Regions from separate parts of the Mus musculus genome. Here regions 1 and 3 are each linked to region 2. The links are chromatin loops, found by intact Hi-C in ENCODE. Cell type or tissue: left cerebral cortex. All regions are shown on one strand. Links, peaks and the distances in the headings refer to the core of each region. The heading gives the core; the rest is flanking DNA. Region 1 overlaps Trio (triple functional domain (PTPRF interacting)). Region 2 overlaps Trio (triple functional domain (PTPRF interacting)). Region 3 overlaps Trio (triple functional domain (PTPRF interacting)).

Evidence for each region. A loop is a pair of places that touch in the nucleus more often than their neighbours do. Peaks named below come from ENCODE experiments on the same cell type or tissue, not always from the same donor. Only the 100,000 strongest peaks of a DNase experiment are listed, where the experiment ranks them.
Region 1: a loop joins it to region 2, with 2.9 times the contacts of the local background. A loop is called at or near these places in 26 of 42 quality-filtered maps.
Region 3: it touches region 2 in a loop (2.4-fold over the local background); 7 of 42 quality-filtered maps call a loop at or near these places.

Annotation. Positions count from the first base shown.
Region 1 is chr15:27,817,641-27,828,042 of GRCm38, reverse strand. It overlaps Trio (triple functional domain (PTPRF interacting)), which reads left to right. Exons shown (of 57, transcript NM_001081302.1): 29 at 2,269-2,380; 30 at 3,872-4,062; 31 at 6,602-6,703; 32 at 9,001-9,143; 33 at 9,880-9,979. Among named protein-coding and RNA genes, the nearest start is that of Otulinl, 140 kb to the right of the region's middle. In left cerebral cortex, for the core only: a CTCF peak has its summit at 4,230 (motif pointing right); DNase peaks (open chromatin) are centred at 2,477, 4,242 and 5,982; H3K27ac peaks cover 316 bases.
Region 2 is chr15:27,747,018-27,757,419 of GRCm38, reverse strand. It overlaps Trio (triple functional domain (PTPRF interacting)), which reads left to right. Exons shown (of 57, transcript NM_001081302.1): 42 at 865-954; 43 at 2,190-2,282; 44 at 3,357-3,407; 45 at 3,631-3,708; 46 at 4,639-4,830; 47 at 7,464-7,641; 48 at 8,691-9,499. Among named protein-coding and RNA genes, the nearest start is that of Otulinl, 71 kb to the right of the region's middle. In left cerebral cortex, for the core only: a CTCF peak has its summit at 5,278 (motif pointing left); DNase peaks (open chromatin) are centred at 4,285 and 5,237; H3K27ac peaks cover 210 bases.
Region 3 is chr15:27,802,959-27,813,360 of GRCm38, reverse strand. Trio (triple functional domain (PTPRF interacting)) reads left to right here. Exons shown (of 57, transcript NM_001081302.1): 34 at 7,488-7,731. Among named protein-coding and RNA genes, the nearest start is that of Otulinl, 130 kb to the right of the region's middle. In left cerebral cortex, for the core only: a CTCF peak has its summit at 4,592; DNase peaks (open chromatin) are centred at 4,478 and 5,036; H3K27ac peaks cover 2,413 bases.

The sequences.
Region 1 (10,402 bases), core at 2,315-6,314, 72 kb before region 2:
CATCGGCAACATCACATCCTGTGTTGATATGTATCCCCTGTGCACATGTGTCTGTGGCTTCCTTCACTGACATTTCTTGGCCTGTCCAGCTTCTTATTGAAGCAGATACCTAAGATCATATCCCCTAGTTGTACCCTGAAGGAACTGGCTGGCCCTTGTCTGCAATGTAGAATGGTATTTGACTGAGAAATAAGTTCCTGGCTCTTGGACCTTTAGCATCCTCAGACTCTGGTGCTGAGACCCCGACACAGCACCTGTACATGTTTAACCCGCAGCAGCGCTGATTGGAAAGTCTGGAGACTATCTGCCCTGCGTCACAAAAATGCTCAGAATCATTGCTGATATGTGCCAGCATTGAACCCATACCTGGCTGATGCGCAGGTTTTCCATGGACTCCGGAACACTCTGCCCTCATGCCGCTCCCTATGGCTGCTAGCCATTTTATAGACCATGTCCCTACTGATCCCAAGGGCTTCTGCTTTTTGTTGCAATTAAGTAGATCTAAAATTGCCCTTGCAAAAATTTAAGTCTGATTATTTTCAACAGTAGAAAGGGGAACAAACTTACCACAGATGCGTTATGTCGTTAATGCATGTTTGCTTGCTGCATTAAGAGTCATTTACAACTTTTGTCTGGCAAAGGTACTATATTTCCTCTGCCGGTGAAGGACGCGCTGAAACATTAGCGTGTAGACTGTCCACTAATCCCAGCTCTGTCAGCTGCTGCCCTGGGCGTGCAGTAGGACACTGAAGCTTAAGGGTGTCTAAAGCTCTCTCAGTAAGAGAGACCTAGCAACTGTAAAACATGGCTGTGTTCTTTTATACAGATGTGTACTATCAAGAGACCTTTCTATCTCGAAAACCCTACTACCACAACCCCCACCTCCTTTACACACAGTGCAGTGCCAGGGATCAAACCAGGGCCTCACACAAGTTGGGTGAGCACTCTACCACCAAGCCACACCGCACCTCCTCTCCTGTACTTCTGTATGACAGTCTTACTCAGTGACTAGATAGCCATCACTACACAAATCTGCTGCTGCTGTCTGTGAGCATGGCGTAAGCTGGGAGGCTGGGTTTTGCTGGTTTGCATTCAGGTCTTGTCCCCTTTGCTTCCTAAGTCTGCACAAGTGCCTTGTCTCACCGTTGTCCCTTGTTGCCCTCAGAACTCAAGGCTTTGTTCTCAGCTTCTGTGTCCACTAAGATTACACTTCTACTTGTAAATCTTTCTCATTTTCCCCAGAAACTCTGCTGGGAACAGTAGTAAACTCCATCAGACCTCCCCAGTGGGAAGGCAGTCTGCACGGAGGGAGTTGAGGCACATTGTACTTGTAAGGCAGTTTCTGCCCAGCTCCTCAGAAGCATACACATCTGATCAAACATGAAGGTGCCCATCAGATGACTGAGTTCTCTAGACCAGGGGTTCTCAACTTTCCTAATGCCTGTGACCCTTTAATACAGTTTGTCATGTTTCAGTGACCCCCCCCCCCCCGCAACCAGAAAATTTGCATTGCTACTTCAAAACTGTAATTTTGCTACTGTTATGAATCATAATGTAAATATTTTTGGAGATAGGGGTTTGCTGAAGGGATGCTATCTACAGGTTGAGAACCACTGCTCTAGTTCCCCCTCCCCCAAGCTGATGACCACACTGCTCTGAACCCCTTGGGAATCATATACACAAGATTGTTGTCACTGTGACCAAGAACGGTCTGGCACCCATGAAGGAATACCTGAGAGAGACCCATCAGGATGTAAGCTTGTGTTTCCTGCTGTCCTACTCACGGGGGAGCTGAGGAGCTTCCAGGAAGTCAGGAAGTAGCATGACACACATAGATACCCTGGAGATGTGTGGTAGCTTGTAGCTAGTACCTCCCTAAGGAGCCTGCACAGAGGAGTGGTCTGTGTTGTGTTGCTATTCTGATTCAGGGTCCAGCCAGCCCCCGACATTGTGGGATTAGCAGGGCAGGTAGACTGTGGATGGCTGTCACTTGTCACAATTCCATATTCCTTACAAACCAGTAACATTTATTTTCTCATTTTGGAGATGTGGTTGGCAAGGCATAACAACTTCTTTCAGAACGGCGACGGGATCTGACTTCCTCCAGGTCCTCATTCAAGTAGATCAGACACTGTTGCCTATGTGAACCTGAGTGATTCCCTTTTTGTTTGTTTCCTGAGCACCGTGAGCTCTCATGGATTCTGCTGAGGTGTGGCTGGCAGAGCGTTTTGCAGTCCTTTGCGAGTTCACGGTGTTGATCTTCTCCAGGAGCTGCTCACATGCTGTGAGGAAGGAAAGGGGGAGATCAAAGATGGCCTGGAGGTGATGCTCAGCGTGCCCAAGCGAGCCAATGATGCCATGCACCTCAGCATGCTGGAAGGTAACCGGACACACCGCGCCCGAGGCGTCCCCCTCCCCCCTCTGTGCACAGCACTGTCGCTGATGCTGTGTGAGTCAACTATCACACCGCCATCACTGATGCTGTGTGTGAGTCAACTATCACAGCACCATCACTGACGCTGTGTGAATCGACTATCACAGCACCATCACTGATGCTGTGTGAATCGACTATCACTTTCTGGACTTGGTAACAGCAGTGCCATTGTACACTCCAGGAGCACTTAAGTCTTGTTTAATGCTGCCTGGGTTTCCTGCTAACAGAGGTGTAAATGATGAATGAACGCACTGGTTATAGACCCGAGGATATAGAAGATCTTGTTACTTCCCCATTTCCATAGCCATTGCTAGATGTTTGCACAACTCAGTTGTCTGCTGAAGCAGTTGAATGTAGTGTGTAACATGGTGAACAGAAATGAGACAAATGTATCCAACAGGGATTGTAGTAATTCCAGTTTGCACGAATGTTTCTATTTAGTAAAGCTGCCTCTGCACTGCCGAGGTTAGCAATGCAAAGGGCCCATCCCAAATGCTTTTGCTAGTTTATGCCAGGTCATTGGTACCATCAAGAAATTTATTAGTCAGGACTCAATGCCACTCTGTAATAGAGACTCAGAGATCCAGCAATCCTCGTTGTTCTTCCTCTGTTCTTCATGATGTCATCAGAGGGAAGGGCTATGTTCTGGCTCATTTCTGTCCTATGTATTTTCCTACTTGAATAGGTCCTGCAGGACCACATTCATATTCCACCTCACAGCAAGTACAAGAGCCTGTGGGTAGGGAACCCTACTAGCTGTATACATTCATTTTCTCATTTGCCCAGGGTTAGGATGCCTAGCTCTTCCTCACTGTGAAGGGACAGGCGAGTGATGAACTTACATAAGATGGCTCAGTGGAAGTTTATAGTAAAGAGACAGAAAAGAAGGGAGAGAGCAGCTTCCACCCAGGAGCCACTTTGCTAAGTCCTGGTGGCCACATTGTAAGGAAAGAATAGTCAGGGAGGCCACCATGTGCCCGGTCTAGGCAGATCCACGTGCAGAGGATTCCAGACTCCCAGAAAATGGGTTAGTAAAGTTGGCTCCACCAGGCTGGGGCCTGAACAGAGTCTGAGAGGGGCATTTCAGCAACAGAGGAAAAGAATCAGAGGCTGGGGTGCGCAGTACACTGGAGGCACTCTGGTCAGGGGGAGTGATCGCCTGAGCAAAGGCCGTGCGTGATTCAGTGACAAGCAGATGGGACTTAAACCAGATCTCATGTTGGGAGCCAACAGATAGGAGTGGAAAGTAGAGAAGGAAGTTATGAGGAACCCCTGAAAATGTTTGAACTTGGGGAAATACATGCAAAGTAGTATTTTAGGAAGAGCTCTCCCTTGTTAGGAGGGCGGGTGGTGAGCGTGGAGCCACGTTGAAAGCATTTGCAGGCGAGCCGGCAGTGCTGCCTTCTGAGTCGGGTCTGCTTTTGCTTCATGTTGCAGGGTTTGACGAAAACATTGAGTCTCAGGGAGAGCTCATCCTGCAGGAGTCCTTCCAAGTGTGGGACCCGAAAACCTTAATTCGGAAGGGTCGAGAACGGCATCTCTTCCTTTTTGAAATGTCCTTGGTGTTTAGTAAAGAAGTGAAAGACTCCAGCGGGAGAAGCAAGTACCTGTACAAAAGCAAGCTGTTTGTAAGTATGGCGTCCAGAGCTCGAGTCCACAGACCGCAGCTGCAGCCTTCCTGTAGGACAGAAACCTCCTGCCTGCTGCCTATAGCTTCCTCCTAAAATGCTCAGAAATGTGAATCTGAATTGTGATTTCCTCTTCATCAGCTAATTTCTCTGCAAGCCAAGTCCACTAGAGGGCACACTGATACTCTTGGGGCTTGGGGATTCTGTTCTTAGAGCCCATAGCTGCTCACTGCAGGATGGAGAAACACTGTAGGGCAGTGGCTCTCTACCTTCCTGATGCTGGGACCCTCCAATACAGTTCCTGCGGTGATCCCCAAACATAGAACCATTGTTGTTGCTACTTCATAACTAATTTTGCTACTATTATGAATCATAATGTAAATATAGATACAGGATATCTAATACGTGACCCCAGTGGGAGGAGCAACCCTCACACAGGTTGAAAACTGCTGCTGTGTAAATAGATGATGTCCTACCCTAAGCAAGGATTCATATCAATTTAATTTTTTTAATTCATAACATTGTCTTAGTCAGGGTTTCTATTCCTGTACAAACATCATGACCAAGAAGCAAATTGAGGAGGAAAGAGTTTATTCAGCTTATACTTCCAGATTGCTGTTCATCACCAAAGGAAGTCAGGACAGGAACTCACACAGGGCAGGAACTTGGAGACAGGAGCTGATGCAGAGGCCATGGAGGGATGCTGCTTACTGGCTTGCTTCCCCTGGCTTGCTCAGTTTTTTTTCTTATAGAACCCAGAACTCCCAGCCCAAGGATGGTACCACCCACAATGGGCTGGGCCCTTCCCCCTTGATCACTAAGTGAGAAAATGCCTTACAGTTGGAGCTCATGGAGGCATTTCCTCAACTGAAGCTCCTTTCTCTGTGATAACTAACTCCAGCCTGTGTCAAGCTGACACAAAACCAGCCAGTACAGACATCAAAACGTATGTAAGCTCCCTTACTTGCTGCGCTCACTACAGATCCATAATAACGAAGATTTAATTATTCTCCATTAGAAATTAATTTATGCAAAGTAAATGTAAGAACAAATTTTTGAAAATTTGATAATAGCAAAATGGCATTATCACAGAAAAATATGTAATCAAAAATAGCATTTGAAAGACTCCCCAGCCCTGCCCATGCAGAGGCCTTTGGAGTGTTCTAGCGATATATTTTGGCTCGTCATTGTGTTTCTGGGGAGAGGCGCACACCCAGAACTATTGTGCTACCATTCCTCATTAGCCAGCCCTGGCTGGGTCCAGCCCATGCCTGCTTTCTGGAAGCCAAGCCAGGACAAACTCTTATCCCCTGCACTTTGACCTTTCTCAAGGCTATTGCTCAGAGGGCTGCCAGCACTGGGTTGCTGGGCAGAGTTGGGCAGAGAGAACCAGTGAACATAAAGGCAAGCTTACCATCATAAAGGAACCAGAGTGCCACACAGATCTCTCTCTGTCAGCTCTCTTTAAAATATTATTCGGTATCTAATAGTCAGGTGACTTAATGTTACAAATTTTGGGGATTTTTGTGTGTCAATCAAACTCTCCAAAGAATAGAGACTCCCAAGCGTAGAAACTTTTTAAATAATAATCTGGAATCTGAAAATTCCTGGTAACGGTTTTCAGTCCACCATCTTTGGCCGGTCCCCTGGTTGTGATTATCATTTGGATCACTGTGGCCTTACGTCAGATAGGTCACTGTCCAGCTGGAAATTAATAAGTGCATCCTGGCCAGCAGCCACTTTACTGCTGGCTTTAATCTGACCTTGGAGGCAAGCTTGTGTGTTTTAAAAACTGATACATCTTAGTTTAATTTATATTTTAAAAAAAATAAGATTCCTACCAAGGCTGCCTCTGCAGTTCCAACCTGTGAGTCACTTCCGTTGCTGGAGGGAGAGGCATGGGGCGGATTCCATCATGGGGGGAGGATGCCCTGTTGTGGATATGTCCACAGGCAGGGTTTTCATGATGAAATACTAAAAGTTAAGGATGTAGATGAAGTCAGAGTTTAGCCCTTTTGCCCTCTGTCAAGGTATGCTCAGAGTCTGTTGTGGGAGCCTCTCTGGACTAGGAAAAGCCCGTGCTTGTGTCTAAGGTTGGGCTGTTTCCTCAGCACATCCTGCTGATGAAGCTGCATTGCAATCTCCAGAAGTACTCAGGGTGGGAACAGTGTGTCCCGCGCGTGTCCACCCCGGCTTTCCTCCTACCTCCTAAGGCTCTCAACCTTCTACTGACCCGACCCTTTCGTGCAGCTCCTCACACTGTGGTGACCCCAACCACAAAAGTATTCATGGTGCTACCTCATAGCTGTATTTTTGCTACTATTATGAATTTTAATGTAAATATCTGTTTTCCAGTGTTCTTAGGCGACCCCTATGAAGGAGTTATCTGACCTCCAAGGGGGTGGTTGTAATCCATAGATTAAGAAGCACTGGACTAAGTGTTTCACATGGCCACCAACCACCAGAGGCTGTCCTCTTTCCATGTCTACTCCTACCAAAATCGTACCGTTGTCTAATTATCTAATTGTGTTTTATGCAGACCTCAGAGTTGGGTGTCACAGAACACGTTGAAGGAGATCCTTGCAAATTTGCACTGTGGGTGGGGAGGACGCCAACTTCAGATAATAAAATTGTCCTTAAGGTACGTCAATTTACAGCTTATTGGCTTACAGTGTGAACGTTTATTGTGGTGATGTAAGCTGCTTTTCTTGCTGATTGCAGGTCATTTTATTTGACTTTTTTGTTCTCTGATGGAATTGGTGAAGCCAAAAATCAATCTCTCTCTCTCTCTCTCTCTCTCTCTCATTCACTTTTAATTTAAACTGTTTTTAGTATACTGACTCTTCCTAGGAACTGCAAAGAACTCTAAAGGTGTCTCATGCGATAACCTCATCGATATTTTAGAAAACTCAGATGCTGTCTTCTTGGTCTGTCTGGAAATACCAGAGATGGTTTAGGGATGCTCATGATCTGCAAGCTGTTGAAAGGAGCCCGAGTGTGGTGAGATGCTGGTGGATGACTGGACTTACTGCATCTCCTTTGCGAGTCTTCTAGTCTTGCTTTAGTATTTCCAGAAACTGAGTTGCTCATCTGAGCAGCACTCTTTCACAGCCAAGGGACCACATGGAAGCCACGATGTTTCTAAGATCTTTGCTCCTGTGGTCACAATGGATTGTTTCCAGTGAATGCATACGGCCCAACTGGGGACCCTTGTTAGTTAGGACTGACATAAAAACCACATAAAATATTAAGTGTACCAACAAGTACATTTTAGATCATTTAAATTTTTCTATAGTTTAAGGTTGTTAAAATATATTCAAAACTAAAACATTTCAATATAATTAGAGGCGTTTGGATAATACCTTTCACCTTACAAGGAGGGTCAAATGGCAGTGGCCTGTACTTTGATCTTGATGGCTTTGAGGTGGTGGTATTGCATGGGGATGAAGAGGGAGGTGGTGGTGTAGATTTTGTTGCTGATGTTGTGGTTAGTAGAAATGGTGGTGTAGATGGTTGCGTTGTAAGGGTGTGATGACGCTGACGCTGGTGACAGTAAAGGTGGAGACAGTGGTGTCCATCGCAGTGAGGGTCTTTATGGTGGTACAATTGCTGAGGATATAGACACAAGTCCTCAAGGTCCTCAATGGTGACGGTGACAGAAGGGACGGCCACTGTGGTGGTGGCCTCGTGGTTCCAGCACACAATGACTGTCTTTGTTTGCTAAGGCAGGAGGGAAAACTGTCTCTGAGTCCTTTCACAGTTTGACGTTCCCTGAGTATACTAGTTACCCCGTTTACTGAATGGACCCATTTGTTTGACACTGTCTCTATAAAGTGTGTGCTTTTGAGTTACTCGCCATCGATGGAATAGTCATTTTGCAGGGCAGTTTTCTTTATTTCTGCAGCATGGCCACGGTTTTCCTTGATGATCTCCAGGCTGCACTGAGTGTCCTTTTCAGATCCTTCATTGTTTTATCTCCACCCTTGTGTCCGGCCTGTACATTCTGATAGACGTGAGATTTTCAAAGTTCCCCCTTTACTCTAAGTAACTGAAGAACATTCAACACGGCTTATGTAGAAAGAGCATCTGGCTCAGACTCTTCCCAGAGTGGACCATGGCTTGGCATTTCCAGAAACAAGATTCTGGTGGGGGGATGGGGGGGAAGCGCAGCATTGCCATCCCTCGTGGTGATTTCCTCCGTGCCCCGTGGACAACCTCATGACCGTGATGTCCATGTCAGAGGAGGTCAATGGTTTTCAGCTGGAAATTAGAAAATGGTATTAGCACCACCAGAGGGCTTCTCCATCTACCCATGACATTTCAAGGGAATATGTTCCTAAAATTGCTATGCGGCTGAGGTGGGCCCACAAATGACTGCCCATGTGTGCCTTTGTGGCCTTGGGCATATGTCCAGTGTTACCCACCCCTACAGGCCTCCTTTGTGGAGTTCCTGTGGGCTGAGTAGGCTATGCCATGTGAGGTGCCTCAGCTGGCAGTGGAGGAGGCCAGCAGTGGTCACCCTAGCAGTCCAGGGACAAGCAGCGGGCAAGGGCTCGTCCACATCCCTGCTGAGGGTTTCCTTGACACTGACCAAAACACAGCTTATACTTCAGCGACCTCACTGAGGTTTCAGACTGCTAGTGGACCTGTTTTTATAACCCCGCTCCCAGGGTCACTTAACAGCTCTTGGTACTGAAGAATGACGATCGATTACCAGAGTATCAAGAGATCTGTAATCACGTTTTTTTTTTTTTTTATGGTTTTAATGAAAAAAATGTAAAATTAGAGTCATTTGCTTGATAGTAAATTAAGTGAGGTGCGGTTGCTTTTCTGGGAGTTCTTTGGGAGGTGGGGAAGCCGGGGAGCAGGAGAAGCCAGTCTGCGCTGGGCATAGGCTGTGGGAAGGACACTGTCCTGATGGCTCTCCTCCCTGCACAGGCATCCAGTATCGAGAACAAGCAGGACTGGATCAAGCACATCCGTGAGGTGATCCAGGAGAGGACGGTGCACCTGAGAGGAGCCCTGAAGGAGCCCATTCACATCCCCAAAACAGCTCCGGCAGCAAGGCAGAAGGGGAGGAGGTGAGTGTGGTGGGCTCCCAAGAGTGCTTACCTGTAAGGGAGGGGACACACGACATTACACTGTTTTCCTCAAATACCTGGAGCCTGTGTGGCTTAGATGCACTGCTTTAGGGAGACAAGAAGCTCCCCTGGCTAAAAGCAAACAAAGACCTCTTCTTTCTCTCTTCTTTCCCCCATGCAACCCAAAACATCGAAGCATTCGTTTTTGTTTTGTTTTTCATTTTGTTTTGGTTTTGTTTTGTTTTTCATTTCTCAAGTGGAAATGAACCCGGGTTGGGGGAGTTTACTATGTTGAGAATTCAGTGGGAAAAATATGTTGGGCACTTACCAGATTGCCAAGCCAAAAACTGCACTCAGCACAGAATGGCACGAGGCTGCAGAGGTGGCTCAGTGGTTAAGAGCACTTGTTCCTCTTGCAGAAGGCATGGGTGCTGTCCCCAGCACCCATATGGTGGCTCACAGCCATCTTTAACTTTTCAGTTCCTGGGGATATGATAACTTCTGATGTCTGTGTGCGGCAGGCTTGTAGATGGTGCTCACTCAGTCGTCCAAGAGAAAGAGTCATCCACACAATAAAATAAACAGCTCTGAAAAAAAGCCACCAGAGTGGCTTGGTCGCATGTGTAGGAGCTGGTTGTAGGAGCAGCTGTAGCCAGCATGGGTCTCATTCAGCCAGGAAATGGTGGCCTCTACCAGCTTGCAGTGCTGGGAACTGAGTGTTTCTGTGTTCCACTAGGGATGGAGAAGACCTGGACAGCCAAGGGGATGGCAGCAGCCAGCCCGACACCATTTCCATCGCCTCCAGGACATCTCAGAACACACTGGACAGTGATAAGGTAAGCTGCGAACGGCACTGCCCCTTCCAGTCAATGTATATTCAATCAATGTCCTTAGCATCTAAAGACAAGTATCAGGTTCTAGGAGTGGTGTCAGGTTTCATGGCAGGGCAGAGACTTAGAGGTTAGAGCAAGACTATTGCTGAGAGCCCAGAAGAAATGTGTCCACTCTTCCTGCCCACTGTCTCTGTCAGTCACATGGTTTCCAAGTCATAGGCTTGGAAGACAGTATATACTTTATTTAAAATGTACCTGTAAGCCAAAGAATCTATTATTTAACATAACTTTTCCCCAGAACCCCACCTATAAATGCGGAGCTTGTCTGAGGTAGGTGTCTAACATTCTCCAATGTGGGCCCCAAAATTTCCCCTTAGAATTCGAGGTACACAGAGCACAGAAAGTTATAGATCACTGGGCTTGGCT
Region 2 (10,402 bases), core at 3,591-7,590:
GTCTGCACCGCCAGTAGTGTGTCTAGTCTTGAGATGACAAGCTTGCTTCATCTGTGCTCAAGAGAATTCCTACCAGCCTCTGGAGTAAGAAGAATTGCAGAGTGTCCATCATTCTGTCAGGTTCAGCTGGTGGTTCACAGCAAGCATGTCTGTGGAGCTTACATCAGTCACAAGTGCTTTTCCCCCAGGCAGTTACTAAAGAAGCAGAAGGGTTGTGTAGACCTCTGCCCCGACTCGAGAACACTAAAAGGATCTGTGTGCCGTATTGAGGTTTTAAGGGGATGAGTGACTTGTATTACGTCATCAGTGGCATCCAGAAGGGAAACTGGCATGTTCCACAGCAGGTTTGCAGTGGTGACAGATCCTTGCTGTGATGCCAGCCATTCCCCCCACTGTGGGCCCATGCCACGTTGGCACACGCATAGACACTGCAGGAGGGCAATGGTATCCTAGTGTTGTTTGAAAGAGATTTTTGACCTAAGAGAACCTCAGATAGGCCCCAGGGACCCTAAAGGGTCTGCATACATAGCTTTGAGAGCCTGTTGTCCCTTTTTTTCCTGCCATGGGATCTGAGATTATAAAGACAGTACTGGCAGCCTGGGCGCGATGGAAGTGTCTTCTTGAGTTGCCGTTGGTGTTGCTGGTACAGGCGAGTGAGGGATCAGGCCTGTACCAGGAGTGAGAGCAGAAGGCTGTTTCAGAGCCTCAGAGCCAGGGTGGCCAAATGCCCCGAATCTGGAGTGAGCTCCCCAGCGTGGCAGCTTTGCTTTAAGATGGCCCCTTTTCTGTGGGTGGTACTGTGTGCTCCGATGGTCTAGTGGAACTCTCAGTGCTTTAACCATCTGTTTGCCTTTTGCTTCCTAGGAGAGACGGTTGCACATGTACATAGTTTATTGTCAAAATAAGCCAAAGTCTGAGCACATTGTGTCCGAGTACATCGACACCTTTTTTGAGGTAAGACTCAGCGTGGGAACAAGTGGTTCCTGACTCTTGCTGCACTGTGATTGCTTGAATTTAGAGTGCCACGACATCTGGAGACAAAAGGATCTTCTCCAAACTGGCCTCAGAGATGAGGTTCCTAAAGCTTGCTTTGCAGTCTATAAGTCAGGGAAATGGGTGTGGATTCAGACTATAGTCACAGCATTTAGAAGACTGGGTGCTTAACAGTAAATGGTTTGAGCAGTTCTCACACCTGGGAACCCTGCGACAGGGTAGAAAATCACTAGGTTAAGGCTCCCTTGGGCTACATAGCAAGGTAAAGTTCACCCTGGATAACGTAACGAAACTCTATCTCAAAATAAAATAAATGACTTACAGAAATATTAAATGGCTCAGAGCAGAGTTCAGTGGAAAAGCGCTTTGTGCTAAGCCTACGGTCTTCAGTTCATCTACCTGTAATGCGTGGGAAGTGGCTCCAGACTTTTGTTTTGTTTTGGTGGTTGTGGTGGTTGTGGTTGTATGCCTGGTGCCAGTGGAAGTCAGACGAGGTCATTGGATTGCCTAGGGTTATGGCAGTTGGGCAGTATCTTAGGGTTTTACTGCTGTGAAGAGACACCATGGCCATAACCAAGGCAACTCTTATGAGGAAAACATTTAGTTGGGGCTGGCTTACAGGGTCAGAGGTTCTGCCCATTATAACCACGGTGAGATGCATGGTGGCATGGAAGCAGAGATGATGCTGGAGAAAGAGTTTGATATTGCAGGCAGAGAAAGGAGACTGCCACACTGGGCCTGGCTTGAGCTTATGGGACCTCAAAGCCTTCCTCCACAGTGACATCCATTCTAATAGTGCCATGCCCCATAAGTCGGGCATTCAAACACATGAGGCTGTGAAAGCCACTCCTATTCAAACCACCACAGGCAAATGGGCAATAATAAGCACGCAGTGGATGATGGGAACTGAACCGGGGTCCTCTTAAAGAGCAGCCAACACTCTCAACTGCTGAGCCATCTCTCTAGCCCTGCGGCCAGTCAGGCAGACAGAAAGAAGAAGCCTTCAAGTAAATAGACGTCTCTGAAAATCCACTCAGGAAGGTTCAACCCGAATGTTTAAATCCTGAGAGATGGGAAGCTTTTGTTGCCTTGGTTTCACAGGACTGCTGGAGTTATAATTATAAGGAACAAAATGTTGCCACTTCACAAACAACACCTGAGGTGGTTTGGTTTTGTTTTCCTCTTAAAATCCCCAGGACTTAAAGCAGCGCCTGGGCCACAGACTGCAGCTCACTGATCTGTTGATCAAACCGGTGCAGAGAATCATGAAGTACCAGCTGCTCCTGAAGGTGAGGGCTGAGGGGGGCAAGAGCAGAGTCGCTGGTCACTCTGCTCAGTGGGCGGGACTTCCCTCACCGCCCACACCTCCACCTGGTGGGAGACCGCTCTACTGCCTTCTTGCAGAGCTGCTTGCTATTTCTGGTTCCAAGTGTTTCAAAGTAACTCTTTACACTGTTCTTCAACAGTTCACTCCTCTCAAATTCTGAGCCAAGTTCTTGTTTGTCTGCCACATACCTTGGACTGCTAGTGATTTTTCTTCAGCTCTATCAACCTCATTTTTAAATATATGTATGTTTTATGTGTATGGGTGTTCTGCCTTCTTGTATGTCTGTACACCCCATATGCTTGGTGCCCCTGGAGGGCAGAAGAGGGTATTGGGTCCCGTGGGACTAGAATTGCAGATGGTTGTGAGCTGCTGTGTTCAGCTGAGCATCAAACTTAGGTCCCCTGGAAGAGCACCCCACTCTTAGCTGATGGGCCATCTCTACAGACCATAATCAGCCTAATTTTTTAATCTTCTAGGAATTTTTTTAAAAGATTTTATATTTTATTTTATTTTATGTGTTTGAGTGTTTTACCCCATGCATGCCTGTGTACCACATGTATGCCTGGAACCCATGGAGACCACAAAAGGGCGTGAGAACCCTTGAAGCCAGAATTACTAACAGGTGCCAGCCACAGTGTGGATGCTTGGTATCCCTGGATCCTCTTCAAGAGTGGCCGGTGCTCTTAACTGCTGAGCCATTCCTCCAGCCCGTCTTCTTAGAGTGTTAAGAGAACTAAACTTCGATTTTCCATATGGCCTAGCGAGAGCTACGGGTTACTTTAAGTTAGAAAGCACCACCAGGGATGACATCACATGAAACTTAGGGCCTGCACATGGAGAGAGGCCACAGCTATCTCAGAATAAACTGGGAAGCAAGGACAGCTTCACCATCAGGATGCCTTTGTGTGTGGTTCTGAGAGGAGGGAATGTGACTGTGAACGACCTGAACCAAAAGTGCCCACTGCAGGAAGGGCAGTTGGGGCCAGCTGCCCCCGCCCATCACTCTCACCACATCTCTCTCTTCGTTTCTTCACAGGACTTCCTCAAGTACTCAAAAAAAGCTAGCCTGGACACATCCGAATTAGAGGTACTTAGGGTTCTGTTGCTCTCTTGCAAACCCCCCCTGGCGTGGGGTCTGTTCCTGGGAGGGGCCACTGAGGGTGTGGGGTCTCTGATGTGTCTGTACTCCGCATCTGTACTCTGGAGGTGTGGAGGGAGAGAAACTTAAGCTGGAGGTGCAGTGGAAGGTGGGCACTGACGGGTTCCTGGGAGATGTGTGGACGCTAGCTCTGCTTTCTCTCCACCCACAGAAAGCTGTAGAAGTCATGTGCATCGTGCCGAAGCGCTGTAATGACATGATGAACGTCGGGCGGCTGCAGGGATTTGACGTAATGCATTGTTTATTGAGGGGCCCTCCGCTTCCCATCCCTTTCCTCTGTCCGGGGTTATTTCTATGCACATACATTCTTTCTTTCTTTCTTTCTTTCTTTCTTTCTTTCTTTCTTTCCTTCCTTCCTTCCTTCCTTCCTTCCTTTCTTTCTTTCTTTCTTTCTCTCTTTCTTTCTTTCCTTCCTTCCTTTCTTTCTTTTTTCCTTTCTCCCCTCTCACTCTCCAGTGTGACTAACTTTCTTTCCATCTTTTTTCGGGGCCTTTGATTTGCTTTGGGGAGCCTTCTTCTGCCTGCGGCCATTCGAGGTGAGGTGATCAGGGCCTTGCTTTGTCTCTGACAGCCTCTGCATCCTCTCCAGGCATCTAAAGCCACAAAAGCTAGGGATGGAGGCTCCTGCTTTCTCTCATCCCTGGGAGGCTGATTTCAGGACCACTGGGTTCTTGAGTCTAACCAACCTGTACAGGTTGCAAACTCTTTCTGTGTGCAAACTCAGACCAGAAGCTGTTCCTCCAGTTGAGAAGAAGGTGGGAGGTGCTTTAGCGTTCCTTGCCACCCGCTCACTGGAGCATTAAAGCTTAATGTCCCAAGCCTGTGTTTCTCAGACTGAAGCCCACAGTCTGAACTGTGGAGACTTCTGCTGACAAGTCGGGAGAGGGATGCTTGCTTTTTGTCAGAATCATCCCTAAAGAAGTCTGTTCTTGCCCTCTGCTTCTGAGGCCGCTGGTTTTACCCAGAGCTGACAAGACTTTTAACTTAAAGAATTGTTCTGCCTGGAGCTAGGAATTAATTCATCACAGTAAAAGAATAAGCTCTGCAGCTACTAGAAGAATGTGTCATTCTGTGGGAAGGAGCCAAAGGAAACAGATGATTGGTCACTGAGAATATAATGCCCCCCCCCTCTTCCCTCCCTCCCCTCTTCTTGTTTTAGGGTAAAATTGTTGCCCAGGGTAAACTGCTCTTACAGGACACATTCCTGGTCACAGATCAAGACGCAGGACTTCTGCCTCGATGCAAAGAGAGGCGGGTTTTCCTCTTTGAACAGATCGTCATATTCAGCGAACCACTTGATAAAAAAAAGGGCTTTTCCATGCCAGGATTTCTGTTCAAGAACAGTATCAAGGTAAATGCACGCCTGCGAGCTTCATGTGCCAGCACACATATCTGTCATGCTAAGAACTTTTGTGCTTACGGAGGCATTTCCAATGCTCGTTTTATTAAGTATTTACAAGACATTTTAGTACACTGTTGAATCTTAAAATTGCATCCTGCCTCTTTCTGCTTTCTGTACTCTGGAGCTGCTGTCTGCCACACTGTCAGACTTTATTTAATACCTATGTGACTATAGCCATTGGGTAGTATACATACCGCTGCCCTCTGGGAGACCGTGTAAAACTTAGCTTACAAGTCCAAGTCTCACCTTCAGAGTCTTGGCCTAGGGCCAAAGAAAAGAGCCAGCTAAGTGTCTCATTCTCTATTCAACAGAGGGATCCTGAGGGTTCTTCCAGTCACTGAGCGCCAGAGATGAGGCAGCTACCCTCTCTGCCCTAGGGTAGCTTGCCCTCTGGTGGCCGAAAAAGGTGAACAGACAGAAAATAGTTATATGAGTATGATCCTAAGTCTGTAAAGGAGGCAAATCAAGGGTGACAAAATGACAGAGAGGAGCCCCGAAGCCAGCAGGTGGTCCCTAGGAGATGTGTGCTTGCACCCCCAACTCCCCAAGCTCTTGCCATGTCTTCAGCTGTGCAGGAGAGTTCAGTAGGAAGATGTGTTCCTCTCTATGAGGGCCTCCTGTACAAACACTAGGGTCGTCATCACAGGTGCCGAGGAACTGCATACGCCCTTTGAGTCTGTTGGCTTCATGGTGTACTGGTGAGGCATGGCGCTCTCTCCTATGAAGCTCGCTGCTTGGACTGTCATACGGTCCAGTGGTTTCAAGTGCCTGCACCAGGGCAAGGTTGATCTGTGGGCACAGCCTTTGAGCCATGTGATCGTTTGCTCATGAGGGCCTATTGTAAAGGCTTCAGAGCCAGGCAAAAAAGAAGAGCTTCCATGGCCTGAAGTAACCCTTTGTCTCATGCCACCCTAGTGTTGGCTTCCTCCAAAGGCATGGCCGTATGCCGACCCACCCTTTAGAATTTCTGTTCACAAGTCTGTGGACAGACAGCCACCCCAGCACCTTAGAAGTTCTGTTGATGCATTATATTATGTCTCTGCTGCTTCTGTGAGGTGATTCTCTGTACTTTCATCATAACATCGGATACACTTGCATATCCGTTTTGATATTTGAGACTTTAATCTCTTTTTTAAATACATTTGCTTATTTTTATGTGCTGTGTCTGTGCTTGTGTGCCACAGAGTGTGAATGAAGTGAGGAGAATTCATGGGAATCTGTTCTCTCCCATCACAGGACCCCTGGGATCAAATTCAGGTCACTGAGCTTGGTGACAAGTGCCTTCACATGATGGGCCATCTTAATATGTGTTTACTTTGAGACAGGGCTTTTCTGTGTAGCCCTGGCTGTCCTGTAACTAAGTCTGTAGACCATACTAGCCTCAGACTCAGAGATCTGCCTGCCTCTGCCTCCCGAGTATGGGGATTATAGGCGTGTGCCACCCCTGCTTGGTGAGTTATTTTTGGAGAAGAATGAGTGCTGGCTAATTGCAGGAGAGGTTTTGAAATAATTACTAGGTAATTGTTTCAGCTATTAGTCAAGCCTTTTAACGGCCTTTGCACCTGAGACTTTAAATGGCTTTGAAATCCTTCCTGATAATGATTAAATACTCTTTACTGAAGCATTGCAGACAAAGTCTTTCTGGTTTCAGACCTTTTTGGTTTTTTAAGTTAAAAAATATTTACTATATACGTATACACACTGGCAACTTAGCAATGGTATCCAGGTATCTTTATGGGTGTACATGGTATATGCATTTGGGCACACATGCCACATTGCACATGTGGATGCGAGACAGAAAGCTCTGTGGAGTTGGTTCTCTCCTTTACATTTATGTGGGATGAAGTCAGGTTGTGCCGCAAGCCTTTTACCATGGAAACCATCTCTGCAGCCTTTGGCTCTAAGCACAAAGTGTGAGTGTGCCATGCTCACTTTACACAAATAGCCTAAAGGCACCTTATGCAGTAGTCTGTGAGCTCCTGTCTTCACGGTGGGTGGTCACTCAAGACCGAACAGGGTTTTAGGAATGCTTGACCTGTGATGGTGTCTGAGGCTAACAGAATTCAGCTAAAAAGTAGCTGTTGCCATGTCAATCAATATAGGATGAGATTCACTTCATACTTTTAATTTCTGTGGCAAAATGTATATAACATAATATCTGCCATTTTAAGTGTTTTCTAGGAACTGCTCATTGATATTAAGTACCTTTGTGTTGTGCCACTATCCTCAGACCCAGGAGTCCTTTCATCTTGCAAGAGTTAAACTCTCCACCCATTAAACACAACATCCCCACTGTCCCTTCCCAGTAACCCTTGACAATCCCATGCCTCTTTCTGCTTCCAGGATACCGTGTTTGTGGAGCTTCACATATCTATCCTTGTGAGGGAGCAAAGTTGGCATAGTTTTTCAAAAGTCTGACCATGTTGTTGCAGTGCATGTCAGAGCATCCTCCCTCTCGCATTAAAGCTGTGTACCAAAGGCCCCGCAGCAGGTGTATTCTGCCGACCAACCTCCAGTTAATTGGTGAATACTCAGGATGCCCGTGTCATAGCTGTTGTAAATAACGACTTGCTGTTTTAAAGGTGAGTTGCCTCTGCTTGGAGGAAAATGTGGAGAGCGATCCCTGTAAGTTCGCCCTGACGTCCAGGACGGGCGATGCCGTGGAGACTTTCGTTTTGCATTCATCCAGTCCAAGCGTCCGGCAAACGTGGATCCATGAGATCAACCAAATCTTAGAAAACCAGCGCAACTTTTTAAACGGTGATGTACCCTTACTGGCTGTGTCTTCTTTCTCTAAGGCACATGTTTCTGTGTCTCAGGGCTCTGCATTACATATTGGTAGCAACAGAGCTTACTGTCTGCTATAGGAAGCTGAGGCACAGTGGGCTGATAATTTGTCTAGAATGTCACAGGGTTTTGGTGGCAGTCAGGGTTTGGAGTGGCCACTCCACCTTCATTGAGCGTTCCTCGAGATGCATTGTTACATTCTGCCATGCGTAGGTGACACAATAGAAAAGGAGGTGACACAGTAGGAAGAAGAAGTTTGAGGCGATCCTGAGGATATGGCACGGATCAAAAATGCCAGAATCACTGGCAAGTGCATTATATACCCAATTAAAAAGCACGTCATGGGTACATGCAATTGTGCACACCTGTTATCTTAGCACTCAAGAAGCCAAAAGCGAGGCCTGCCTGGGCTATATAGCAAGACTCTGCCTGTAGACAGACAGAATGACAGACAGACAGAGACTTGTCCCTCCAGGGATTCAAGCGCAGCTGAAAAGCCAGCAGCAGTTATCTTTCGGCTCCTCCTATCTGCAATAGTCCCGTGACGGTCAGCTCCCACTCTTTCGTTAACTTGGTGGGTAACGAAGAAAATACACTTGAGAGTTAAATACGTATTGAATCAGCCCTCCCTGCGACCTTTCCTGCATATGCACGTTCTGTTTCTAAGTCCAGACCACAGAAATGTTGCAATGTCCCCGTCTCAGTAAAACCCTCTGCAGGACATTCTAAAGTCAGGAACAGAGACCTTAAGTAGGTGGCACCGTTGGCCGATAGTAATCTGCCTGGCATTTGCCCCAGGCTGCCGTCTAGCTCACTGACCTGACCGACAAATTATGTTGACCCCTAGGGTAGGAGTAGGCTCCTATGACCATAAGCATTTGCCTGAATTAGTTCACTGACTCTCACGCCCTTCTGGTTGTGTGTGGCCTTGGTTGTGTGTGTCCTTTTTAAACAAACAAACACACTCTGGAATTTTCTTGGTGTCCTATCTGACTTTCTTCTGTTGAATTGCTTGCTTACAGCCTTGACATCACCCATCGAGTACCAGAGGAACCATAGTGGGGGCGGCGGCAGTGGCAGCGGGGGCAGCAGCGGCGGGGGCGGGGGCAGCGGCGGCAGCGGGGCCTCCAGCGGAGGCAGCAGCAGCCATGGCAGTGGCCCCAGCAGCTGTAGCAGTGGCCCCAGCTCGAGCAGGAGCAGGCCCTCCAGGATCCCACAGCCTGTCAGACACCACCCCCCCATGCTGGTCTCCTCTGCAGCCTCAAGCCAGGCAGAGGCAGACAAGATGTCAGGTATGTCTGCTCCCAGCCCCTCACTGCCTACCCCCAGCAGCAGCCTGGCCCTTGAGGCCAGCCTTGGCCAGCCCAGCAGGCTCCCCCTGAGTGGAGACTCCGAAGGTCATGAGCGAGAAACAGAACCCATTCCCAAGATGAAGGTGATGGAGAGCCCCCGGAAGGCCCCGGGGAGTACTTCCGGTACAAGCCAAGACGGAAACACCAAGGATGCCCGGGGAAACCTGGGCTCACTGCCTCTGGGCAAGACTAGACCTGGGGCCGTCTCACCGCTGAACTCTCCTCTCTCCACTACGTTCCCTTCTCCTTTTGGCAAGGAGGCCTTTCCTCCCAGCAGCCCCTTGCAGAAGGGGGGCTCCTTCTGGAGCTCCATTCCTGCTTCCCCTGCCAGCCGGCCAAGCTCCTTCACCTTCCCGGGGGACAGTGACTCCCTCCAGCGACAGACGCACCGCCATGCAGCCCCCAGCAAGGACACAGACCGCATGAGCACGTGCTCCTCGGCCAGCGAGCAGTCCGTGCAGTCCACTCAGAGCAACGGGGTAAGAGTGCCAGGGAGCCTGCGCCCGTCCACCCCACCGCCTCTGTCCCGCCAGCTCTTCTAAACCTCCGTACTAACTCCAGCTCTCCAGCACTGTGCAGCAGTGACCGCCTTCTCCAGCTCTCCTGTGCATTGTCTGAGTAGACACGTCCGTGGCCTCTGTGTGTACACTCGCGTCCGTGCCCTGTGGGGCTGCGCTGGCACCCAGCCACCAAACGAATGCAGCCACCTCTAACCCTCTCGGGACCACGGACAGCGCCTGCTCTCCTCTCTACTAACCTGCTTCTCGCTTTATTCCTGTCTCCCTGTTACAAGAGAGCGCACCATTAATCTCCTCAATGCAGCATCTTTAAGTCTCCAGTTTCTGACCAGCAAAGCATCTTGGGACTTGCTCTTTGGGCCCTGCCACCTCGCTCACTTTTTTTTCCCGCTTTTTGGAGGGGTCTTTTCCTCTGTTCTCTACTACTCACAATGAAATGTGTAACTTCTAAGCTTCTTGCTCATTGCTTAGTTTCACTCTTTTACACCATAAGTTGTCTTCGCTGCTTTTTTTTTTTTTTTTTTTGAGTCATCTGATGAAAAAAAAATTTTTTTTCCTCAAGAAAACTTCCAACATCAACTCAAAGCAAAATAAGATGTCATTAGGGAACAGGAATCTACCCAGTGGAAAAGTTCTTTCTGCCCCAAGTCTCCTGGAGAGACACTGGCCCAGGCACCTTGACACCCAACTTCTCCAGAGATGGCTGGGCCTCAGGCCTCCAGGGAGGATGTGGGGGCAGTTCGAGTGCTTCTGCACTGGGGTCCCGGCTCATTTTGTGGTCACTTGCATTGTGTTCTCAGGCTGAAGGGTGTCTCTGCTGGGCTCCCCCCACGCTGTGGCCTCCTCACTGTCCTCCAGCTATCT
Region 3 (10,402 bases), core at 2,603-6,602, 57 kb before region 2:
CCTCTAGCCAATTCCTCTTCCACATATTCCTGTAGCTATGAGTTGGTGCTACGCTGCTTTGGCTCCTGGCAGATCGCACGTGCGTACCTGCCCAGGAGTATCTTTGGATCCGCAAATGAAACACACACACATTTATTTATTTTTAAAATTCCTTGGCTACCTCAAAGGCTGGGCACTCCTAAACCTTCCACTGCTACCCTAGGCCCAGTCAGGGAAGTGACCAATGGCCACTTATCCAAAATCTCACACGGCTGGTTGACTTTATCTCCTGCTGCTCCTGTATCCCATCCTTCTTCCTGGAGTCCTGGTGGTTCTTCTGTTGCTCTCTGCATCCTACCCATGCAACTCTAAGGGTCCCACCCCATCTCGCTTTACCCAACCATTGACCACTGGCATCTTTATTGCTCAATCAAAAACCAATGGGGGAAAAGGACCTTTAGCGGTTGGGCATGTAGATTCCCGATTGAATCAAAGCATTGGAACCAATCTCCAACATGTGCCCTTGGGTTTGTTCTTTGCTGCTCTGTGCCCAGCGCCCTCCTGTGTGAGTGGGGCTAGCGCTGCCTGGCTCAGCTCATAGCACTGAGAGTGCTGGGCCTGTACACCATCTTTATAACACTGCTTAGTGTTAAAGGAGCCTGCATATATGTTAGCGGTCTCTGTCTTTGTGGTAAGAGGAGGTTCCTGCTCCTTGCTGGTGGTGCCTCCGGCTTCCATTGCTGATATATCAGCTTCACCCTCCTACCTGGTCACTACTCAGTCATTCAGAGATAGTTTTGAGCTGCTGTTGTGGGCTTCCTTGTGCAATATATTTCCTTCTTCCTTCTAGTTCCTAAGTATTTTTTAGAAGACTTTTTAAAAGTTGCCATAAAATAAAGAAAAATAAAGTAAGAAAGTAAAAACTCCTAGAGAGTAGAAAGGCTGAGTCCTGAGAAGAGGCAGCTGCTTGTTCACTCCAGTTCAGATCTGCATTGTCCGCTGGTTTGGAGTCACCTAGGAGGCACCACTCTGAACACTCCTGTCAGGGAGTCTCCAGATAGCTTTAACTGAATGGGGTTGCATCAATTCGGAATATAGGCAGCACTGCCCTGTAGCCCAGCGTCCCAGGCTCAAAGGAGAGATGGAGGAAGCCAACAATAAGTGCTCACCTCTCTCCTCCTGAATGTGAGCATGGTATGAGCGGCCACTTTGTGATGTGACAGCACATCCCCTACACATACACACACACACATACATACATACACACACACACATACACACACACATACATACACACACACACATACACACACACATACACACACATACACACACATACATACATACACACATACACACACATACATACACACACATACATACATGCACACACACGTGCACACACGCACGCACACGCCAGGATGGACATGCTTGGCACAGCGTGAGCCACAATTAACCCTTTCATCAAAAACATTCAAGTTGTTTTTGTCAAGTATTTTCACATTGCCAAGAAGGAAGTTCCTGATACATTTGATTAGAAATATAACATAACCAAAACGTATGTTTTCCTGGGAGTTTATTCGGCATGGCCATCATTACCATTAAATAAGAGAATAAGCCTTAGAGTTAGACTTGGGATTGACCCTCCCTCCCTTCCTATTGAGGGGCACAGTTAGGTGAATGAGGATCTTGAATTGTATCAGTTCTTCAGATTGGTGCTTCTTACTAACAATTATTTTTTAATAATTTATGTTAACCATTTATAGGATTTCACGGGTGTCTGTGAGTGCCCTCCATGTCAGAACCTATCTTTAAACGTTTTTAGACCCCAAGCAGAGACTTTTCTGGAGCACATCTCCTTGAACTTGGCCTTAAGCTGGCTTCCATGTCAGTGTGAGCCTAGAAGACTGTTCTCCATACTTGTTAAGGTGGGAGCTGATCTGCCAGCCTCCACAAAGCCGCCCAGCAGCAGTGAGAACCTGGGGCATGATGGGTATGTTCTGGCTGCCTGTGGTTGCCTCTGCTTTTGTGTCCATGGCCTGCAGTGGAACTGTACTCTCTAATCCCCTTAAACCAAGTAATCGTAGTTTGCTCTGCTCTGTGTGAAACCTGCGTGAAGCCACAGGACTCTTTTGTGTAGTTTCTGAATGACTGAAGGTAGAGAGCTATGGCCTACAACTGTTCACAACAGTCGAAACACTTTGTTCTGTAGGTGGACTGGCCATTATTAGACCACATCCCACCCACCCCATTCCACCCCCGCCTTTCCTTTTGAATTGCCCTTGAAAATTGGCCAGATATTCACTGCAGTTGATCGTCTCCTGGAAACAGAATCACTTGAGAGAGGAAGGCTTCAGGCTTCACCCACCACACCGGTTCTCTCCAGCCCTCGTCAGTGCGCCCTGCGCAGAAAGCTCTCTGAGCTTAGTAATTCAAGCCAGGTGTTAACTGTGGCCCTTTTAAAACTGTGTGTTCTTGTAACACACAACTGCCTTGTTCTAGTGCATGGGGTCGGGGTGTGAAAATGTTAAGGAGCCCATGACCAAATCCACTGCATGGGCATCTCAGCCATGGGGTGAGACAAGGCGGCAAGATGATCCAGTTTGGGATTTTTTTTGGAAAGCAAAAGACAGACTTCTACAAAGATTGTTGAAGTACAAAAGATTTTGGCCAGAAGATGAAGGGGTGGAAAGGCCATAAACTGTTTATTTTCCATTATCCTGACAGAATTCAGGGAAAAGCCTGCTTTGAATCTGCTCGTGCCCTTGGTCTAGGTCGTTGGTGCCTCCCAGAGGCCCTCTCCAAGGGCAGGCAGGACTCGGGGAGAAATAACATCCTTGGTGATTTCTGCGGCTGTGCTCCATGTGAGACCAGCTGTTTTCTCACACATACTGCTTACCACAGTAGTGAGAAATTGAAGGATGCCTTTAAACTGCCTTCCTGACCTCCGAAGTGACTTCCAGAAGGGTTAATGTGAGCCATGTGATACACTGCATTCCTGAACTAGGCAGATATGCCAGGGAAGCCGGGGCAGAGTCTATAAAATGTTTACAGTGAAGAGAGCGCTGTGGGGACTCCATGGGAAGTGGCTGGCACAGAAGAGGGAGCTGCTGCAGCCACAGATGAATGAGACGGGTAGGGTGGCGGTCGGCGTAGTCATGACATCAGGGCTGGGGTGGCTAAGAGCTCCAAAATCTTCATGGTCAGCGACCTAAACTTCTGGTTAGGAATTGAGTGATTGATATCAATAAGGACTTGCATTGCTTCCTCAAAGTAGTTATCACAAATGTCCGAAACAACAAAAACATGTCTTCTAAAATCTTAGCAAGCTTCATTTTAAAGAGATGTTTTGTTGCTCAATGCAAAGTTGAAGGAAGGAAGGAGAGATAAATAACACTGTGGGTGTTTAAAGAAGCCACAAGGAAACATTATAAGTTTACTTAAAAGTTCATAAGCTAGGGGTGGGAGAGGTGGCTTAGCTGCTCTTCTAGGAGACCCGGATTCAATTTCTGGCACCCGTATGGTGTCTCACAACTATAACGACAGTCCCTCTTCCCGCCTATATGGCTACCACATGCACTGGTGCACAGACATATAAACAAAACACCCATTCATAAATAAGATGAAAAAGTAAAAAGTGTGTGCGCACATGCACATGTATAGTGTAACTCGAGTCATGCCACATGGATGACAGTGCTCCTCCCAAGAGCAGTAGTGGGTGATATAACAAAACCCCAGTGCCAGGCATAAGAAAGCTCCCTTTGAGGGTCCAAGAGACCCTCAAATAAACACCGTGGGATATTGTCCTTGCCTATGGTTGTGGCTCAGAACTTGACACTAAGTCCCTGTTGCAGAAGATATCATGTACTTTGGACACTGCAATTAAAGGAAGTGATCTGGGACTGGTCTGGAAGCCTCCACCCCCAGAGCTGGCTCTCAGCATAGGAAGGGGCTATGCAAGCTATCATGGAAAAAGCCATCAATAGCCCTACCCAATTGTAATGTCTGTGGAGGACCATAACAGTGACTAGCCCAGCAAGCTCTCCCCAATGATGCACTGTGCCATTTTATTGGGGTGGGGGTGGGTAACCAGCAGTTGCATTGTTTGACTAACATTTAAATACGTAAATGCAAAGCTTGAAACAGAAGCCTACAGGATACTTGTTCTCAGGGAACAAAACATTTAGTTCCTAACCTTGATTGTAGGTTCTTATCTCTCCTGATGGGCAGGAGAGGACTGGGGAACAGGAAAATGTGGGGGTGATAATTTTAGCACTTTTTGCAGTATTATTCTGGCACTCTGTGTTCTTAAGTTCTAGAAAGCCTCTGCATGTTTTTAACATGGTGTATGATTCTTTGTCAGAGCAGGCTCCATTTTTTTTTTTTTTTCCTTACAATCTGTCAAGCACACAGATGTTCCCAGTCCTTTTTGGTTACTCTGCAAAGGTCTTTAAAAAAAACATAAGTGCCAAAAATATAGTGGAGTTAACTTCCCTTCCTAGGCAGCCCTCACTAGGCACCCCTACATTTGCTTGAGCAGCCTGACAAGTTAATGAGACTCTGGTAGGGGAAGCCGCCAGCTCAGGGCTCCTTCCCAGAGCAGCAACATGGACCACTGGGGGGAGCCTGGAGTTCTAACTGGACTGCTCAGTTACAGAGCTGGCTGCCCTCAGACATGGGGGCACTGGGGCCGGACCACCAAGGCCCACAAGCAGCAGGGCTTGGTCTGCAGCACGTCCGATCCTGCCAAGCTTCATCAGCTGACTCTGTTGTGGCTGGAAAAGGGAGCACCCCCACTATTTGCTGAGGAGTTAACCACTTCCATATCATGGGGTTGTGTGAGAGAAATCCTTTCCCAAGCTCGCTCGGTCTCAACTTTCAGCACTTATATGGCTTCTTTATCTGTCCAGGGACTAATGGAAATGTTACCATGGCTTTCCCACAAAGGAGTTTATAAAAATTTAGAGGGGAACTTAAAACAGTTGTGGCCTAGTGACAAGGCTCGTTTTGTCTGGATCTTCATGATGGAAAGAGCTGGGATGGAGCGTAGAACCGTGTGTGGGCGAGTGCTTCCTACAGCCTGCCAAATGTTCTGTGGGCTTTGCACCTCGTGGGTACACAGACCTTGCAGTGACCTGCAGACCCTCTTCTATTTGCCATGGTGGTGGCAAGCCTCTTTTTGCCCTTAGTCTTGACACAGAGATTCATAAGAGTGACACAGACCTGCTTTGCTTTCTACTGAGGAGGGGACACACACACACACACACACACACACACACACACACACACACACACACAGAGAGAGAGAGAGAGAGAGAGAGAGAGAAACACAGACAGAGAGACAGAGAGGACTATTCATTTCAGAACTGAAGTATAAATTGTTTCAGGCAAAAGCCCTAAGGATGGCAAAAATGGGAACAACTTTCCAGAGACGGTGGATGGGGAACTTGAAGGGAGAATGGACACAAGGAGATCTGACCACAGGGATGGCACTGTGGACCTCGTATGCACAGGACCTGTCTCAGAAGCAACTGTCTGCACAAAAACCTGGCAAGGCAGATGGGGATTTAAAGCCTGTATCAAGAAAAATGTACCTAAGGTTTTGAAGAGGAAGACCCATGCTTTTTTAAAATTTTTTATTAGATATTTTCTTTATTTACATTTCAAATGCTATCCTGAAAATTTCCTATACCCTCTCCTCCCACTCCCACTCTTGGCCCTGGCGTTCCCCTGTACTGGGGCATATAAAGTTTGCAAGACCTAGGGGCCTCTCTTCCTAATGATGGCCAACTAGGCCATCTTTTGATACATATGCAGCAGAGACGCGAGCTCTGGGGGTACTGGTTAGTTCATATTGTTGTTCCACATATAGGGTTGCAGACCCCTTCAGCTCCTTGGGTACTTTCTCTAGCTCCTCCTTTGGGAGCCCTGTGTTCCACCCTATAGATGACTGTGAGCGGCTACCCTGGCAGCATTGTCCCATTGGGACAGAGCAGAGGCCTGGGGGCACACACTGAGAGCATCAGAATCACTGGAGAAACTCAAATGTGCAAAACCAGTGTGGGGTTTTGCAGAGGAAGAAAGTCATTAGAAAGCCACCCTCGAGTCCACTTGACAACTTCTAGAGGAGGAGGGAAATGCATCTAAGTTGGGTAATTTGCTGGTGATAGCATCGCCCAGAAAGCAACGCCGGAAGAGAAACACAAGCAGGGACATTATGAGTCGTGTCCCAGCTCCCCGGTGGGGTGAAAAATCGGAAGCATGGGACCACCAGCTGCTGTGTCTTGGGAATACCAGCGTGAGGCTGAGGCTATCCAATGGGATAGAGAAGAAACAGGCACAGGGGAACCTGGGGATAGCTTGAGGACAGAGAGCCAGTCACAGAGCTCTTATATAGGAGCTGATGAGTCCTGTCCCCAAACAGCTAACAGTCCAGAGGATCAACCTACCAGGACACAGGCCAAGTGGGGACAACCGTAGTGGGAGAACCGTGTTCTTGCTTTTCAGATGCAGCTCTGTGTGTGTGTGTGTGTGTGTGTGTGTGTGTGTGTGTGTGTGTGTGTGTTCACCGATGTGCTGCAGAAGACCTAAGTACTACTAGTCTGGGCCAGAAGAGAACATGGGAGTGGGCACAGCGAGCAGAGAGAATTGGGGTCACGAGTTCAAGGGTTAGCACCAGCAGCTGTGGGAGAGCCAGGCAGGCACACGGAGGAGGCATGCGAACACAAGTCTGCTGTGATTTCTTTATGAGTTCTAGACAGCCACTGAGACATTCACTCCCCATCTTCAAACAGTGCTGTATGCCCGCGTCTAATGTAGAGAGCTGGCGAGCACTGCTTCAAACAGTGCTGTATGCCCGCATCTAATGTACAGAGAGCTGGCAAGCACTGCCTGCAGAGATTCTTTGGGAATGATTGCGATGGAACACAGGAATGGGGCGGAGCCAAGACCTCTGAGGGGCCTGGAGGAGAAGCACTCCAGGGCCAGTGCCTAGGGGCCATTCAGTCCCTCTTTGGAGCCTCTCCCTTCCTGATCTTGAGATGCTTGGGGAGTGGTGAGAGGCACTCGCTCGGGGGTGCTCGCTTACAGCTTTGAAACCCCTCAGAGCTCCATCTCGCTTTACTGTCTGTTTCATGATTTTTCCCTGACCAGCCTTTAGGCAGTTTTATTACTTTGTTCTGAGTTTTAAAATGAGTGTGTAGTGTTTTTATAGAGGGAACTAGAATGTTCCGGGTTCAGAGGGATTTGGAAGTACGTGAGAAATCACGCTGGACTGATGGTGAACCCCTCAGAAAAATCCCAGCATCGGGAATGAGGGGAGGAGCTTCAGTACCTCACAGCTCCAAAGGGGGTGGGGGTCAGGACATAGCCTTAGCCCCACTCTGGTGACGCCTTTAACCCTACTGCAGAGTTCCCGGCAGAAGGTGACATTCCTAGCCAAGTTCGTAACTGTGTCCATCTACGTGGTTCTGCTTGCTGACCTGTCCCTCTTTCTTTGTCCCTCCCAGCTTTCTGGTGGCTGCGAGCTGACGGTCGTGATTCATGACTTCACAGCCTGCAACAGCAATGAGCTGACCATCCGGCGTGGCCAGACAGTGGAGGTCCTGGAACGGCCTCACGACAAGCCCGACTGGTGTCTGGTGCGCACCACTGACAGGTCCCCTGCAGCAGAAGGCCTCGTGCCCTGTGGCTCACTGTGCATCGCCCACTCCCGAAGTAGCATGGAGATGGAGGGCATCTTCAACCACAAAGGTAAGCCATCCCCTCTCGGGGGCAGCGAGAGCACGGTGAGGCCTTGTCTGCCCTGCAGCTGAGCACACAGGACCCTCCTGTCAGGGTCCTTCGGCTCTGCAATGGAGTCAGGAGTCCTCCCCTTAACAAAGCTAACCTCCTTTGCTGAGATGGAAGAGTAACTCAGGGCATCAGCTTCAAAGGGAGACTCTCTCGGGCCGATGCCATTCGAAAGTGGAGAAGGAGCATTGTGATTCCTCTGGCTGCCTTGAAGTAGGCAAGGGAAGGGAGCAGCAGGTACGGACAAAGGGACTGGACCCAGCCTCTTTGAGTCAGATCTTCAAATTTCTGTGCTACCATTAAATTCCTGGAGACCAAATTTGGGGCTGAGTTATTCAGCCACTCCTTTTCATAGTTGTGGAAATGAGGAGTCTGAGCATAACCCGAGCTCCATGGTAGCATGCCCGGGGAGGATGGAGCTTACCCTCGTAGGCCTTCGGTGGCCCTGAGCTGAGAGGTGGCCTTTGGAGATCTGCTTTAAATTTGCAAAGCATGTAGTATTTATTCCCAGACATCTCCTCTAGACTAAAGTGTCAGCGCAGAACCGCCCTTCTGTGGGTGTCAGCCTTCCTATGGAGACTGCCAAAGTCTTTACCCCAAATGCTCGCCATGGAGGCTTCAGGGCCAAAGGCTGCTGAGTTTGAGTTAAGAGTGGCTTGTCCCAATGGAGGTGTGTGTGCTGCAGATGGGAAAGCACACTAGAGTTTGTGGGAAAGACACTGTGTCGCTATTGTATACTCTTTACCGTGTGTTGAAATGCCACGTTCCGACAGGGGGCTAAGCAAACCGTATTGTTTAAGTTAGCATTTCTTTTGACATTCTCCAGTACGGTGAGTAGAGAGTTAAGCTGACAGACTCAGCTAGTGCTCTGCGTCTGTGGAGGAGGCTAGCTTTCTCATTCATCTTGGTGAGACGTTTCTGGAGACATCCTGCTCTGTGTGGAAGCACTGGTGTGTGGCTCATCTACAGGTGCAGTGGGCGGCACGGCCCCGCCAGCCTGTTGTACAGGACGGAAGATGGATAGTTCCAGCGTTGGGGAACATAGCTGGTTTTATCCGAGAGAACACCACTCTACTCTGCCATCGTCAGGTTCCTTTCTACTGACTGTAGAATAGGCTAGCCACTTCCCCTCCATGGTCTCCCCACAGTCGTCCTGACAGTCTGGTACCATCCTCTAGACAACAGTGGCTAAATTCCCTCAGTTGAATGACACTGCCACAGGCCATGGCTTCCAGCTGGCCCAGCTAATTCTTTACAGCGGAGCTCTGGTCCCCAAGGCCTTGCATGTGAGCACACTGACACTTACTGAGGCACAGGATAAATGAGACCAGGAAAAGGCCAAGTATCGATTTTCACCTCTGGAGACTCTGTAGGTTCAGTGTAGGCCTTTCTGTGACGGGAAGCTCAGGGAGAAGCCCCCCAGCGCTCAACTCCACCTTCCTAGACCACAGCTGGCCTGGGTTACCTGATCCACTCTAGCCCTTGAGCTTGGGCTGGAAATAAAGTTTCTCTGTCCTCCTGTGGAGCCCCGGTGAACTTGAACATGCTGCGCATGGCTCTTGTACTGAAAGACTGTGTTTGTTTGAGCATCTCCTGCCGAGCACTTTCTACTTCCTGGTACCCACAGTTGCAGCCTAGCTGAGGGGAGGGACGTCTCTGTGCTCCGCACACTGGACTCTGTCCTGAGCACTCCAGTGAATGCTGGGTTTTGGTATTAATAAGTGGCCATTTTTTTTTTCTTTCTCAACACGTTCAGTGAGGTCTAGCCTCTGAATGGCAGCCTTTCCACTCCCAGGCCTCTGGCATCCGGTCCTTACAGCCAGCTGTACCTGCTGTGAGCACAGTGGGCGGGTAAGGGCTCGGTTTTCGGTTCTATCCTTTTCCTGATTTGTTTTCATTTTCTCACAAGAAAACTGAAGGCTGTCTGTCTGCTCCCTCGGTGTCAGGACTCGCACAGCAGCAGAACAGTAGCTGAGGCGGGGGAGTCCTCACCTTCAGGGTTCTCGGTGGGCTTCTGACAGACAATCCCACTGAGGTCAAGCCCAGAAAATGTAGCCTTGACCAGAGTTTCCATCCAGCAGACCAGAGGCCATTGTCAGAAAGTCCAGGCAGCAAAGGGGTAGGAAGTAAAAATGACACCAGAAAAGGATACATGTCCTTTAAAGGCCTCTGCCATCCCAAGAAGCGCAGTGCCTTGATCTGCCTCTGATCAGCCTATAACCCATCCTCCTACCTGCTGTGTAGGGAGAGGGGCCATGCCATTGTGATTGGTGAGGTGTCGTTGTGTGCAGAACCGTTGGTGCCTACTGCGCATGTGTGTATTCTCACCCGGACCCTAATGCTGAGCCTCATTTCCCATAAGAGCTCTGGGCTTGTCGGGTGCAGCAGTGAGGGAGCTAAGCCGAGAGCCAGTGCTTTCTCACAGGGCTCAGTCCTGTCCTTCTTTGGGTCAGTCAGACCCCTTTGGCAACGTCAAATAAGCAACTTGGCTTGCATGCTCCACCCCACAGACGTCCTGAGTGCAAAGACACGACCATTATGCGTGTCTGTTTCTCTGTTAGTAATCCCTAGACATAGTTTCCTAGCGGACCAGAGTCTTAGCGCTCTGCCCATCCAGGCAGGAGGAAGAAGA